Linked DNA regions of Mus musculus: region 2 is linked to region 1. A link is a loop called in an ENCODE intact Hi-C map of the cell type or tissue named here. Cell type or tissue: left cerebral cortex. All regions are shown on one strand.

The links. A loop is a pair of places that touch in the nucleus more often than their neighbours do. Peaks named below come from ENCODE experiments on the same cell type or tissue, not always from the same donor. Only the 100,000 strongest peaks of a DNase experiment are listed, where the experiment ranks them.
Region 2: a loop joins it to region 1, with 2.1 times the contacts of the local background. A loop is called at or near these places in 6 of 42 quality-filtered maps.

Annotation. Positions count from the first base shown.
Region 1 is chr5:99,199,260-99,207,259 of GRCm38, reverse strand. No RefSeq gene overlaps it. Among named protein-coding and RNA genes, the nearest start is that of Rasgef1b, 50 kb to the left of the region's middle. In left cerebral cortex, CTCF peaks have their summits at 4,503 (motif pointing left), 4,708 (motif pointing left) and 7,175; DNase peaks (open chromatin) are centred at 4,557, 4,706 and 5,196; H3K4me3 peaks cover 267 bases.
Region 2 is chr5:99,704,057-99,712,056 of GRCm38, reverse strand. The region is part of intron 1 of A930011G23Rik (RIKEN cDNA A930011G23 gene); the gene reads left to right. All of the region lies in intron 2 of Gm16226 (a long non-coding RNA gene), which reads right to left. Among named protein-coding and RNA genes, the nearest start is that of Gm16226, 7.7 kb to the right of the region's middle. In left cerebral cortex, a CTCF peak has its summit at 3,152; a DNase peak (open chromatin) is centred at 3,057; H3K27ac peaks cover 456 bases.

The DNA.
Region 1 (8,000 bases):
AAGTCTTAAAGAGTAGGCCCAAGTTAAGCCTTCAGTTTAGCTTCAAACGCAATGAGTTCTGTTAATTCAGGAGGAGAAAAACCAGTCTCCAAAAGTCCACCTGAGGGAGCCTAGTGGTCTTAGCTGATTGCTGTCTTCATGTCGCGCCTTCAGTGTGACTCCACACTGGGGTTTTCCCTCAAGCATTTTAGTCTCAGTGAAGAAAACCAAACCAGATGTGCCTTGATGAAGTCAGTTGACTCTTAAACATATTTATTTTATGTCATCGAAATGTTTCTAGCTTTGGCTGCCAGGCTCTCAGAGGACACTGACAGATTTTGGAGCAGCAAGAAGATGGGGAAATCTTGTGAACCAAAAGCATCCAAGAGACTCTCTAGATGCAGAGGGGTCAAGACCTACAACTTGATGGGAAATTAACTCTGCTGTGTGAGAAGGCAGAAATTGCTACCGGCAAGAAAATTAGAAAGAGGCAGATTTCAAGCCAATGCCAAAAGTTTTCTAATCAATAAATATGGTCTTCATCCCTGGTAGTTGTGAGAGAAATACCAGTAGACAATGCAACCACACCCTTCACTGATCTATGAGGGGAAGTTTGTCAATTACAGAGGTTGATTTGCTTAGTTGGAATCATTGGCATTGCTATGAATGGCCATCAGAAGTGGCCAGAGGAAGGAGTGATTATATCTCTCTTTCAAGGTGGTCAGGGGCACTTTATAGAAAGGGTAATTAAATATAATTTACAAATATAGTAAGAGTTTCTCTAGAGGATACATGCTACACAGTCATTGCTTACAAAAACCGGAAGGAAGCTGAGCACATCGTGTGAGAATGGAGAGAAGCTGAGCAAGTGGGGATTTTAAGTTCCAGATGCAGCTTGATTCCCAAGGGAACTCTGGAGCATACGGTGCACCCTAGAATTTGCTTAGCTTTTGTACCTGCAACCCTACTGGTTGGTACGAGCTACCTTGATGGAGGGAGGCTGAAGACGGAAAACCTCTAGTGTGGAAGTTGCTGAAAATCTCTGGAAACTGTATATGTAGGGCATGAACCCTTGGCATCAGGGCATGGGGATGGAGCTTAGAAGATTGGTGCAGGACACAGAGGGCCATACATGATGTCATCTGGGAGGAACATTAAAGCACCATTCATGGGGACACCAGAGAGACTCTTTCTTCAAAACAACTAATCAAGCCTCTGTATGGCTAGAGCATATACTTAGAGGGATAGATGCCACTTCCTAAGAACTCAAAGGACAGAGAAAACAAAAGCAGGAAAGAGACCAAGAGGTAAGATCCCCTAGCAAGCTAGCTCAAGGGAGGCAGCAATCTCATGAAAATCCCAGAGTGGAGAAGACATACGCTGATGCTCCAGGAGGCAGCTTCTGGAGTGAGATCCAGAGTCCTCCTGACCTGAGTGGATTGTAGGTGAAATGTTATGGACTGGTACTGGTAGATCTTTGCTAGATCTTTACCTTTCCTTGTTTAAATATTAAGGTCAGGAATCTGGTTGAATTTTGCCTCTCTGTCTCTCTTTCGATCTGTCTCTGTTTCTTGGTCTCTCTCTTCTCTTCTCTTCTCTTCTCTTCTCTTCTCTTCTCTTCTCTTCTCTTCTCTTCTCTTCTCTTCTCTTCTCTTCTCTTCTCTTCTCTCCTCTCCTCTCCTCTCCTCTCCTCTCCTCTCCTCTCCTCTCCTCTCCTCTCCTCTCCTCTCCTCTCCTCTTCTCTTCTCTTCTCTTCTCTTCTCTTCTTCTCCTCTCTCTCATCTCACAATGTAGCCCTGGCTGACCTGGAACTCACTATTTAGACAAAGCTGGCCTTGAGCTCACAGGGGTTCTGCATCCCAAATGCATTTCTTAACTTGCTAGAAAGTCTGATGGCTTGACCACTTGAAGCCCCAAAGGTCTCACTCAGTGAGACATTTCCTTCAACAAGGCAAACCTCCTAATCCTTAAGTAGTGCCACGACCTAATGACTAAACATTAAAATATATGAACCTATTGGGGCCATTCACCAGCACTGTATAAAAAGTATGTTTATATAATGGAGGAATTCGGTTGTTATTTTTCAATTTATCAAAAGTCTTGAGTATCAAAAAAAAAAAAAAAAAAAAGGAGTGTGTCTTAGTTAGGGTTTCTATTCCTGAACAAACATCATGACCAAGAAGCAAGTTGGGGAGGAAAGGATTTATTCAGCTTACACTTTCCACATTGCTGTTCATCACCAAAGGAAGTCAGGACTGGAATTCAAGCAGGTCAGGAAGCAGGAGCTGATGCAGAGGCCATGGAGGGATGTTCTTTACTGGCTTTCTTCCCCTGGCTTGCTCAGCTTGCTTTCTTATACAACCCAGGACTACCAGCCCAGGGATGGCACCACTCACAGTGGGCCCTCTCCCTTGATCACTTATTGATCCTTACAGCTGGATCTCATGGAGGCATTTCCTCAAGGGAGGCTCCTTTGTCTGTGATAACTCCAGCTTGGGTCAAGTGGACACACAAAACCAGTCAGTACCGAGAGTGATTTCTGCCTCACAGTCAAGGTCATCACTGAGTAGGTCTTAGCTATGGAGTTATAGAGGGAGGTTTGGTATAGAACTGTGACTGGGGTGGGGATGGTGTGCAGAGGGAGAAGAGCACCCGTGTGATATCGCAAATGATGACATAAGTAATGGACCTGTAGCAAGAGAATGGCTGTCGGGATGGGGGAAGAGGGGGAAGGACCAAGAACATGAATAGATAGAATGAACTCATATGGAAGATATCACTGCACGTTGGGTGGCAGGCACTGGACTTTCAGATTAAAACCGCAGAAGGTTGGAGATGTCCACTTTCTGCCGAGTCTTACCTGCTTCTCCTTTATGCTGTGCTGGCCTGATTTCCCTCGGAGCTGCTTCATTACCATTTACTCTCATCTCCTGATCTAGCCAGATAATCAAGCACAGAGATACAAATCAACTCAGTCCCCATCTTCCTGCACCCCCTCCCCATCTCTTCTCCAACTGATGCATAGCTGCACCTAGCACCACTGCTTGCCAAGGCCTTAGAGTGCAAAGTCTTCTGGCCCAAGGCTGAGGTCCCTTCCTGCGATTCTCTTCCTCTCTCTTTCGGTCTTGTTCCTCTTTGCTCTACAAAAGTTTATGGCTTCTGTAGTGGATTTTTCTGTAATGGAGAAAGAAAATCGCTAAATGTATTCAATCCATTTTAGAGGTATGCTTTCAAAATGCCATGGGTCTGAATTGCAGTACTCATGTACTTTAAAAAAGAGTTTAGACATTGTGTGCAAATGGGGTGTGCAGTAATGGAGTTTCTTTGGTTCTGGTTCTGGCTTTAGAACTGTTGTGAAAAGTATTAGCTCTCCCCTGAGTCCACACAACATGCCCCCATCATTCCTTGATAACTTTGATCTTTTACCTGAGACAACAAGTTGTCTGTGAAGATCTCTGGGGTCTGAAGAAGAAGGAAGTGTTGGAAGGAGATCAGAGAGTGGGGCACACACAGCTGAGGGGGTGGGAGGGACCCAGATGTGGAAACATGAAAGCGGTACTTGCTAGGCAATGACTAATGATATGATAACTGTCTGTAAACACAGAGTGTGTAGGTTGGGAGTGCCAACAAGTATTGCCTCACTCAGCACCAGATACAATCTGAGAAGTAGCAAGGCAGACAGAGACACAGACAGCATCCTGAAATACAGGGGTGGCAGGGATGGGGTGGGGCAGACACTGAAGAGATTTTACAAAGCCTACTTCCTCTCTACGAACAACATCCACCAATCTGTCCACCCACTCACTTATTCCCCACCCCCTTTTATCCCCAATAAACCTCAAGCTACTTACACCCCAGAAAGCCTCTTTTTCTTGCTTTTCTTCATCTAAATGCTTTTCCTGAATCCTCTCCATTGTTTCTCTCCAGCAATGCTGACCTAAGAACTGGTTGCCAAAGCAATAGCATGCTATGGTGTAAGAGCGGACGCTGACTCGAGTCTGGTGCGGGAGGGTGGAGTGAAGGATCCACAACAGCCTTGATGTTGTTCTCAAAGCTACCGTTGATCCTGGAGGCATACCTAATTCAAGAGAGTGGAGACGGTTCTGTACCACTACTGTAAGCAACACCAAACTTGTGACTCTCCTCGTGTCTTCTCTCTGTCTCCAGTGTGACAGAGTCACCCATCTTGTGATCGTCAGCATGTATCTCCAAGTACACTCACTACAGATACTGATAGCACTCCCTCTTCTCCGGAACCCAAAAAGGATCAGATAGGGCTGAGCTGGGAGCTCAGAAGAAGCCTGAAGTAGAGTTCAAGAAGGCTCGGTCAACTGTAGAGCCATGGGGGCTGAAGGCAGGAAAATCACCATATTGATTAGACTGATAATGGAGAAAGAGTGAGTGGCTTCCATGGTGCCAAGAGGTGACTGGACACCCTTCATCCAGTCCCAGAACCCAAAGCATCTTCAAAAAAATAGATTCAGAACTATCGATCCTCTGCCGTCAAAGGGACTTCACCGCCCTCATGTGGTGAACACAGCACCGGCACTGGAGTATCAGATGGGCCTTGTTTTAAGAAGTAGGAAGCGGGAAGCCATTGTATTAGAAGGCAACTGCTCAAGCTAAAGAGCTTCATTTAATTGGAGGGCCACCAGGGTTTGGAACTATTTGGGGCTCTTTCTGCTTTTATGAATTCTCAACTAGTCCTCTACTGATTTCCACTTCTTTCTCTTATAGGCAACGAGAGGGACATCTTTGGTGAAATGCTGCCATCTTGTGGGAATTGTGAGAAGAACCATGGTTTTTACCTGGCAGGTATTGTCGGCTTTTTGAGAAGCCAGGACCTTTGAAGTCAGAATTCATCCTTAGGAAAAACCATGACCGCAGTCCAATTTACCTTTGACATTAATATCTTCCTTTTGTAGAGGAAAGGAATTTGCTCCTTTAGAGTTGTAGCCTGGCCATTTCTGTGTGAATGTATACATTCCTCAGACCAGCAACACATAGGCACACACATGCACACGCGGGCGCGCGCACACACACACACACACACACACACTTCTTGCCAAAGCTTCTTGTACTTCCCCATCCCTTCAAGACGGAAAGGGGTGTCCAGCACACTTGAATTCACACCAAGTGTCTATAAGTGCTGGTCACTTCAACAATGGCGACTCACAGTCTTCCTCTGCTCTCTAGCAGACTACTCAGGTTTTCTCCAGCTTTTCCCATCATTCCATCCTGTTATCCCAACCCACGACTCCAGTAGGCATCCCTAGCAACTCGCCAGTCAAGCCTACAGAGAAGCAAGCAGACCAGAGAAACAGGTGGGTGAGCTTCAGATCTTTTTCTCCTCTCCTCCACATCCATCCTCTAATCTCGTTCCAGGTCCATAAGAGACTAGCTGTTGTGGCCTCTCCTCACTCTCTGCCCCCATTCCCAGAGGAATAAACAGATCCTAGCAGACAACACTGCTTTTTTTCCCTACTGCGGACCATCTCATATCCTGCCTCCTAGTCCATCCGAATTCCTCAGCATCAGATCCCAATACGTAGAAACACATTTTACCCAGAAACCCTAGTGGTCACTCCTGGCAGCAACCCAGAAGAATTAACTACTAGATATTACACAACTAGTAGACCCTCCTAAAAACCAGAGAGGGCAACAGAAACCAATGAATGAAACACCTATCCAACAACATAAAAGCAGATTTAAACATCTAGAATTACAATCTTCCCAAACCCTAGGTGACAGCATAAAAAACACAGTAAATAACAACTGGGACAATATGACTCCAGTAGAGTCCAAAAACCTAGGCATCCTTCTTCCAGAAGAACCCAAAAAGCATCTTGAACCGAATGGATTCAGAGCCATCGGCTTTCTGGAAGAAGTATTCCAAGCAAACAGACTTAAGAAGCAAGCTTGTGTGGCCATTGTAGTATCTAACAAAATAGCCTTCAAACTAAAATAATCAGAAAGAGATAGGGAAGGACACGACATACTCACCAAAAGAAAAATCCATCAAGAGGACATTGCAATTTTTAACATCTATGAAGCAAACTCCAAGGCACCCAAGTTCATAATAGGATTAAATACAGATGAAATCATGCATTGATCCTCACACTGATAGTGGGATACTGCAATGCCCAACTCTTGCCAATAGACAGTGAAGGGCTAACAGGGCCAAACATGGCAAGCATGGCGTTGCGCTGGCAGGTTTTGCACTTTCTCCTCCCCTCTTCTTTGTTAAACCCTTAGATAACATTCCTGAAGCTAGCCTCCAAGGGCCATTCCCTTATTTAGGCATTGACTCATTCCTGAGACTGATCACCAAGATCCAACTATCAAATCGTCAAGGTCCAGAAGTCAAAATTCATTCTTTGGTTACACTGGCTAACCTGTCCAATCAGGTCTTACCACTAGCTAACCTGTCCAATCAGGTCTTACCACTGGCTACCCTGTCCAATCAGGTCTTACCACTAGCTAGCCTGTCCAATCAGGTCTTACCACTGGCTAACCTGTCCAATCAGGTCTTACCACTGGCTAACCTGTCCAGTCAGGTCTTACCAACTCATCATAGCACAGACTTCCTTCCATTTTCTCCTTAAACATCAACTCCTGAAAAAACACAGACTTCTATCTTTGTCTGATCCAGAGGCAGTATCTTCCCTGCTTGCCAAGTCCTGTCCCATTACCCAGCAGCTTGTCTCTCCAGGGTAATTGTCTTTGTGCTGAGAACTTGGTGTCTGGGTGTTTTTGTAGACTCTGAGGAGCGCCCTTACAGAGAGGTCGTCCAGACAAAAACTAAACAGAGAAATACTGGAGCTAACAGACATTATAAACTAAGTGGACCTAACAGTTACTTGCAGAACATTTTATCCAAACACAAAAGAATATACCTTCTTCTCTACAGATCATGGAACTTTCTCCAAAATTGACCGTATACTCAGACACAGAACAAGTCTCAACAGACAGGAGAAACTGAAAATAACACCACCAAGCTGGATTATCAGCAACAAAAAGTTTACGAACGCATGGAAATGGAGCAAGTCATGAGGAGCAAGCAAGTAAGCAGCACCCTTCCATAGCTTCTGCATCTTAGCACCTCGCTACTAAGGTTGTAGTCTACCACTTCCAGACATCTTTCAGGAGCTTGGCATTAAAGAGAGGACTCCCTGTTCTTATCAAGGATTCCTCTTCTCTGCCTGATGGGGGAGCCCAACCTCCACATTCTATCGACATGGGGGAAATTCCAGGTTCAAATTCCTGGAATATGCCTCTCCATGCAAATGAGACATCTCTAATACCTAAGCCTCAGCCAATGAAACGTCACTCTAAGAAGAAGCTCCTCCCACTCTCCAGGGTTATATATATATATATATATATATATATATATATATATATATATAAAACCCTGGTTCACCCCAATAAAGTGTATTCACATAAACCCAGGTATGTGTAAAGGTATGTGCTTATGCTAAGATTGTCTCAGCTATTTCACTGAAGACCCTTGGAGAAGACCTTCCCCTCCACTAACACATTCACTCCCAGCCAGACTGGAATCCTGCAGACCCCACCCATTCATTACTCCCCTTCATCCTTCCAGACCGGTGTGCAGCAGCATCTGGACATCCTGAGAAAATAGAGAACATGGAACCACAGCTGGACCCCAACATGAATACCGCACGAATACCACACTGCATCAGCTCCTGGCTCCAGGTTCTTGGAGTTTGATTTCCTGTCCTGGCTTCCTTCAGTGATGGATTGCAATGTGGAAGTGTGAGCCAATGAAACCCTGTCCTTCGAAACTTACCTTTTTGTTATTGAAGCAATAAAATCCCTAATAAGACAGCACTCTACCAAAGGGGAAAAACAAACACCAACTCAGCTATACTGCTTTGGACCTTCAGTGAAGTTCTGCCTGTAAGATATGCTGATACAATGATATCTCAAAGCTGGGTGACCAAGAAACTAGAACTAGAAAGCCAGAGGCGTATGGTAAAACCAAATACTACTACTTTACT
Region 2 (8,000 bases), 500 kb before region 1:
GAGCACTGTCTGCAGTGTGGTGGGATTCCACATGGATAGTCAGTCCATCAAAGGGTGAATAAGATTGTGCTTCAATCTTTCTGGTTGGCTGGTGCTCTAAAAAAGAATCATTATAGCTTTGTGTGTATGTGTGTGTGCGTGCGCACGCACGTGCACACAAACCATTGATGTTCAAAGCAACTAATTAGAGAGAGGGAATATAGAAAATCAATGTTTACTAACACTGACATTTCATCTAACTGAAGCAATTGATTCGCTTACATTCTTTGTGGATTCCTGGGGAGGTCTAGGGTTATTTCAGATGAGTGCCTCACAAGGTTCTAATGGGCTCCTGGTGACAGCTGGGGGGTATGTTATTTGAACACCCGATCTGTAGACAGAATTCGGAAGGGATTCACCACAGTACACGGGCTCAAGGGACGAGCAGCGTACACTGGTGACGTCACTAAGAAGCTTCAGGGGACGGGCACCATGGAGAAGCTATTGTGCTTCACAAGTGAGCAAGAGATGGATAATTCCTCTTCCCAGATCTTGGCCCATATCTGTCCTGAGCTTCAGGAAGTGAGAGTCCATACTGGGCATCACCAGGGCTCGTTTGCTTCAGTCAGTCTGTCTGTCTGTCTACCTCCATACTGCCACTGGCTTTTTATCTTTGCATTATGTATATGTATATGCATATGTATATGTGTGAATGTGTATACATATATGTGTGTATGTGTATATATACACACATATATCTATACACATATACACACATATATGTATACACACACATACATACACATATATACAGTGCAAAGATCAGAAACTAGTGGGAGTGGAAACTGTGAGAAAAAGACATTTGCTACCTCCCATTGCTTGGTGGAGTCTCTTTCCCCTGTGCTTGTCCCTCCAGCTAAGATCACAGCTCCTGTGACATTGGTCTCTCCACTTAGCTCCTCTGTCTCCAGCTGCCTGTGATTTTCTTTTCTTTGATACTTTAAGGCTGGCAATCTGGTGTGTTCTCTGAGATGGTACACTGGGTCTGGTGCCTTTCCTGTACCCTTCCTACACCTCTGTAAATCGTCAAGGTTTTGTTAAACTTTCATTAAAGCGTATCACCCGAGTATGCCAAATACTTTGATCAACAATTTAAATGATAGAGGAGCAAAAGCGACCTTTTGTTTTCCTTTTCTTTCTATTGGAGTTGAGGCTGGCCTTGAACTCACTCTATTGCCTAAGCTGGCCCCAGGCTTGTGGCTATCCTCGTGCCTTGGCATCCGAGTGCTCGTGAGCTAGCCACTGAGTGAAAGATCAAAATGATCTCTTGAATTACTGGCTCATGGTAACTTCTTTCAAATCATGCACAGCTTTCTTCACATCAACCTTGCCTGATGCAAAGGCGAAGGGAGGGTTTTTCTTCCTCCACCCTTGTAAGAGCACTAACCCCACGCAGGACTCCACTCCCACGAGCAAACCATCCCCTCAAATTCCACTCCCTAAAATTGCCTTATTAAGGGTTAGAAAGTAGGGTTAGTGGTTTGGGGCTGCTTCAAACACTCAGACCTTCAAACACTCAGCACCTAGTCTAGAGCAAGCCTGGGTCTTAACTACCTTTTGTGACTCAAAGACTAGTGGTTTGCTTTGGTTTGCTTGTTTGTTTTAATGCTCCAAACCATGAGAGATGATTAAATTTAGTTTTCATTAGAAAACTATGTCATTTTGGGCTTTCACTAAAGATAGGTGCTTGAGGGTGGTAGGTGAGTTTTGATTTGTTTTTAAAAGAAATTAACTGGAAGTGATAAATTTCGCTTCAGGGTAAATCATCTATCCCACTCACAAAACAGAACAGTGTCTAATGATACCATGACTGTCCAATCTTGAATGTGTGCCACTATTCAGAAAACCAGTCTCTCTTCTGTGTCACATCAGGAAGGGTCATTTGAGCATTAGGATAACCCCCCTGAGGACTGGAGTATCTGTTACAGTGAGACTGCCAGTCTTCCCTTATGATAACAACCACCTACTGCAGAGGATATTGGATGGAGATTATATCCAGCCTGAAAATAACATTTTCTGCATGTGTCAGTGGCTAGGAAGCCCTATCTGGTACCGCTATCAATTACAGTGCTAGCCTTGGTGTCAAGGACAAAAACTTGCATCCTGTCATAGTTTCTTTTATCCCCGTGCATGCAGGACAGGGAAAAATGATAATTATTGGGAAAATGGCTGACAAGGAAATGAAGTCCCAATAGGTGTTGGTGTTATATATCAAGGATAGGCCTTGCTGTGGTAAATCAAAGGGTAATAGTTGCTAAGCTAGACAGCTCATGTCCTCGGAATTACCTTCTATGTGGGGAGAAAGAGAATTCTTTTTTTAAAGGCACATTTTATGTGCATGCACATAAAAGTTAAGATTATCAATTCAAAGGTATCTTGTTTTTATCTGAAAGAATTTGTTATTTATTATTATGTGTACATGTGTGTGTTGTATGTGTGGGGACATACGTGTGCCACAGCTCATGTGTAAAGGTCAGAGAACAACTTTCTAGATTTAGTTTTCTTCTTCTACCCCTTGGGTCCTGGGAATTGAACTCAGGCAGTCCCTAGGGACTGGCAGCAAGTGCCTTTACCTTCTGAATCATCTTGCTGGCCCCAATATTATGTTTTAAGTAAACAAAAAGGTAAAACCACTAGATAAAGCAATGTCACATGGTAGCTTAAATCCATTTGCTATGAAACAGCACTTTTCTCATGCATAAAACCTTAAAAGGTAACACACATGAGCTGTTCACTGGCTGTGGAGTTTGCATTGCGATATTGTTCCTATCAGCCAGCCATGCCGACTGTCTTCATATAGTTTTAATGTACGGACAATTTCTACTCTATATTTGCCTTTCTGGGTAATGCAGACCATTACTGCACCATGAATATATGTCAGAATTTGAAATTAACCGATTTGCCACCGTGTAATGTAAAAATAGTTCATTCTCTTCCGGGCAGCACAGATGGTTCCTTGTCTTTTTCTGAACTGAGTCTGGCTTGCTTATCTTTTGATTTGTAAAGCTTCCTGAGAACCGTGTATGCTGAAAGGACTGGAGAAGTTTACTCAGATGTAAAAGGCACCTTGTGATCTCTGACTAGAAAGTCCCATGACTGTCCTCTAGAGGGCGTGTCCAGTGCCTCTTTGTTACTCTCTAGGTGTACAAATCTGATCAGTGGTAGGAAGAGTCCAGACTGGGCCATATCAGTGAGCAATTAGTCACTGTGTACTTAGGTCTGACTCCTCCTCCTTGTCGTCCTCGTCCTCATCCTCGTCCTCATCCTCCTCCTCCTCTTCTTCTTCTTTTAAATTTGTAAGGATCAGCAAACTCTCACTTGCAAGATTACAGAGCACCCTGCCCTGGCTTTGTCTAGTATGAAGCTGCTCTTCTCAAGCCTCTGCATGCTTTGTTGTTTGTTTTTGAGATCATATTTTGATTACATTTCCCCCTTCCCTTTCTCCAAATCCTCCCACAGAGCCCTCACCACTCTCAAATTCACGCCCCTTCTTTTCCACTAATTGTTATCATATGCATATATATATATATATATATATATATATATATATATATATATATATATATATGTTCCTACATAAAACCTGTTGAGTCTGAACAACACTACTTGTATTGTGCTTTCAGGGCTGGCCATTTCAGCCAGCTTCTCGATAACTCTAGATCTACTGCTCTCCTTCCATGGCACAGGAGATGGGGAGTCTAACAACACAGCAAGAAGTTCAGAGCTAGATAGTTAGAACTGTGTCCATTGGTCATCGCTGTTGTAGCCCCACCCCTAGAGATGTTCCCACATAATACAGGTTTTAATATATGGATGAATAAATGTACAGAGGCATACCTTCCCCTCACCAGCAGGCTTCCTTCTTCTATCTTTCACATCAAGACAGAATTCAGTTGTTCTACCGTATGCATATATTTAAAGACAAAAGATGATCTCTCAATGGAATCTTTTATCCTCTCTCCCTTTGAAGATTTTAATATAATTTGACTCCACTTGTTTTCAAATATTAATGACGGATAGAAAGGGATGTTAGCATTACTAATATGATTTGTCCTTCTTTGGGAGAAAATGACCATGATACAAACGTAAATACACACCATTATAGAGTACTTAGCACTGTTTGAAGTGATACAAATGTTTCTGGCTGACTTTTTAAGTTGGGGGAGTAAGAACCATACCTGTGTGACTTGCCAGTATCATCTGATTGAAAAGCGCAGAAATGTGACACTAAATTACTTTTGCTCCCCCTTTCTCTGTAACTTTTTTCTGTCGTTTGTATCTCTTGAGGCCTTTTCTGTAAAAATTTCAATCTATTAGTTCAACCATTTGGATAAAAAAAAAAAAATAAAGCAATTTCCTTCCAAACTGCTTTTGCTGTATTCCAAGATACTCATCATTTTGAAAAGCACTAAAGAAAATGAAAATGGAAAAGTTCCCTCATTATCATAAACACCAAATTAATCTGACATATTAAGGCAGTCTATAAAATTTTGCTACAGAAATCTTATGAGCTGCTCCATTGTCCCGGCTTCGGGGCCATTGGGTCTGTCCATGGTGCTGAACACAGACGTGGTCACAAAATAAAGGCAGTGTGAGGAAGTTTTTCAGCATGAGCCCCATTGCCACTGAAGGGTGATGGAGTGCTAAGTCTATCTGCTTTCTCTGGTGAAGCTTGTTGTGGCCAGCGCATGAGGCTTCTTTGCTTCATCGAGCCCGCCAACTTGCCTGCAAGCTTGGAGCAATTCTCAGAAGTTTAGACTTCAGAAAGAAGCCACTGTGCCGTAACTCTTTGAAAATCTGTTGGGCACAAAGAAATTTATTTATATTTCTCGCCTCATTGGGTACACTGATAAGATTCATCAACCTGTAACAACATTATTTGGGGAGATAGAACTTGTGTTTGAAACCAATTAGAATATCTTGAAGGGCATTTGCAAGTGCCAACTGACTCTTAGGGCCCGTCACAAATATGAACTACTACCACATTATCTTAGAGGCAGCTATTTAAATTCAGAATCTATTTGGGAATGGTACAGAATTCAGGCAAGTAATGAAATCACTAGGTAAGAAGTCTGAGAAAAAGACAAGCTACTCTCCCAACACCATGCTCAGCAGAATTGTCTCTGGTGTGCTTTATTCCCATTCAAGATATTTTTCGATACCCCTCTAGCATGTTCTTGCAAACTGGTTGGTTTGCTAATTTTTATTTTTCTTACCAGGTTTTGTCCTGGTTTGATTGTCTTTTGGAAATACTGGAATGAATTTGGGTATTACACACACACACACACACACACACACACACACACACACAAATTACTTGAATTTCACTTATCACAGGAGGAAGACTTTGAAAGATGCAGACGTTGTGTCTTGCAAATGTGGTCTGCAGGAAAAATGCAGGGATTCTATTTAACTTAAAGCCATATATTTACTATATCATATAAGTGCTTAGTATCTTCTCAAAGCTCTGTCAGTAGAAAGTTAATTTGTTCATGACACTCCTGGATTGTCTTTTTAGAAATCTTATAAATTAGTTTACATAAAATAAAACTATTTAAGCAGTCTTTCTGGGGGCAGAATGGGCATATTATAATTTGCTATGAAGGTACAAAATCCCTTGACATATGTGACACTGGTGAACACGTGTGAAATTCTCACCGTAGTTGAGATATTGAGTGCAGGCAGTGCTCTTCAGTTCCCCTGACTTGTCTCATGATGTCATCCCCATCTCTCATCGGTTCCAAGGGACTCATGGATGTTTTTATCTGTTACTGGGGGTTATTTCCTATTTATTTATTTATTTATTTATTTATTTATTTATTTGGTATTCTATACCATTTTTTGATTCATTTTTTATCTAATCTACTGGTCTCCTTTATTTTATGGTCCACTCACGTTGAGGCACATACCAACATTCCAGTCTTTATTTTGCAGATAGCCTAGTATTGTGCAGTATGGCAAAATCAGTGTGTCCATTCATCTGTTGATTGGCATTTTCATTATGTACAGGTTTTAAGATTTATAAATACAGTTGTCATCAATATTCATGTGCAAATGCACATATATTTTCAGTTCTCTTCGCTTAATTCTGGGAATGGAATGGCTGGCCCGTGTGGTATATAGGCCCGTGTTTGAAGAAATTGGTGAATAGCTTTTCAGAGTGGCCGACCCATTTTACACTCTCCTTGCTAAGTTATGAGTGCCCTGGTTCCTTGATATCCATGTTATCAAGGTCATTCTTATTATTTTCTTCACCTGTGGAGATGAGGTCCCACCATGTTGCACAAGCTAGCCTCGTACTTCCTGACTTAGCTCTATCTCAGCTGTTGAGCAGCCTGTGGTAGATTGCTTTGCCATCCAAGAACCTCAGCAAAGTGCTGTCACTTCTTTGGCGAAGTCTTTGTTCAAACGATTTAGCAATTTTGTTCTCCCCTTTGCTCAGTTTTGAGAGATTGTATGTATTATAAAATTCAAGTATTTTCCTCAGATGAATGATTTGAAAGTCTTTGTTCCTGCCCTTGGTTTGTCTTTGCACCTTAGTAACAGACTTTGATAAGTAGACTTTAAATTTTGATGAAGCTTATTGTTTTTGCTCTTTTCCCTGGGCCATGGCACTTGGTGTTGAAGCTAATAGATTCTTACTTATTGTAGATATTCTCTAGCTTCACATTTGTCACTTAGGTCAGTGATCTACTTAGAGTTGTGTGTAAGTATGGGCCAATGACCCCTTTGCTGTTAATTAAATGCTAATATCCGAGGCGGTTTGTTTGAAAAGATGGCCCTTCTCTACCCAATCTCCACTCTCCGTTTCATCATTTTGTTGCCGATGAAGTCTCTGAGCTTAGTTAGACTTGCTCTCTGAATGCTCTACTGGAAACGTGAGGGTCAACCACATTCAGGACAAATCAGTACCATGCTCAAGGTTTTAGAGAGTTCTGCAGAGGTCTCACCCCTGACAGCTTCTCTTGGTTGGTGTTTGTTGGGTAGATTATAGCTTCTTTGGCCTTTCCAGGCTCTCAGGTTTGTTTTCTAGACTCAGAGAATGACCACAACTTCCCTCTTCCCATGTCACTGCCTGGAAGCTCTCTCAAGAGGGCAAACTGGTACCTTACTTGCCGCTCATCCTTCAGGGCTTCTGCCTGTAATCAGAAACCCTGCTATTGCCGGGCATGGTGGCACACACCTTTAATCCCAGCACTCAGGTGGCAGAGGCAGGCAGATTTCTGAGTTCGAGGCCAGCCTGGTCTACAGTGTGAGTTCCAGGACAGCCAGGGCTATACAGAGAAACCCTGTCTCGAAAAAACAAAAACAAACAAACAAAAAATCCAAAACCCTGCTATCCAGTTGTTGCAAAACAATTGCTTCATATATTTTGTGTGATTTTTTTTTTTATTGTAGTTTCAGCAAGTAGGCTAAATTGGGTTTCTGTTACGCAAACACTCTAATTATAATTGGGGAATAATTACATATTAAACCATGTGCTAAGTACAACAAGTGCAGCTGTATAAATTAAGAAGTCACTTCTTAAGTGACAGGAGAAAGATACATAGAAGATGGGAATTTCTGAGATTTGAATGTTAAATAAAATTGGGGTATACACAGGGTGATCTTATTTCTATAATAAGAGATCTCCTCCTGTCCACAGAAACATGAATGAAAGAGACCTTTGTTGCTATCTACATATTAACCTATGTTATAATTATAAATAAATACTCTACTTTTGCTTAATCACATCTATTATATTAAAACACTTAAAAGATAAAGTAAAATATAGAAATAAATGGAAATATATTTTTAATAATACCAGGTTTTAAATAAATTTTATCTCATGTGCATTGGTGTTCTGCCTGCATGTAAGTCTGTGTGAGGGGGTTAGGTTTCCTGGAACTGGAGCTACAGATGGTTGTGAGCTGTCATAGGTGCTGGAGATCGAACCCAGGTCCTCTGGAAGAGCAGCCAGA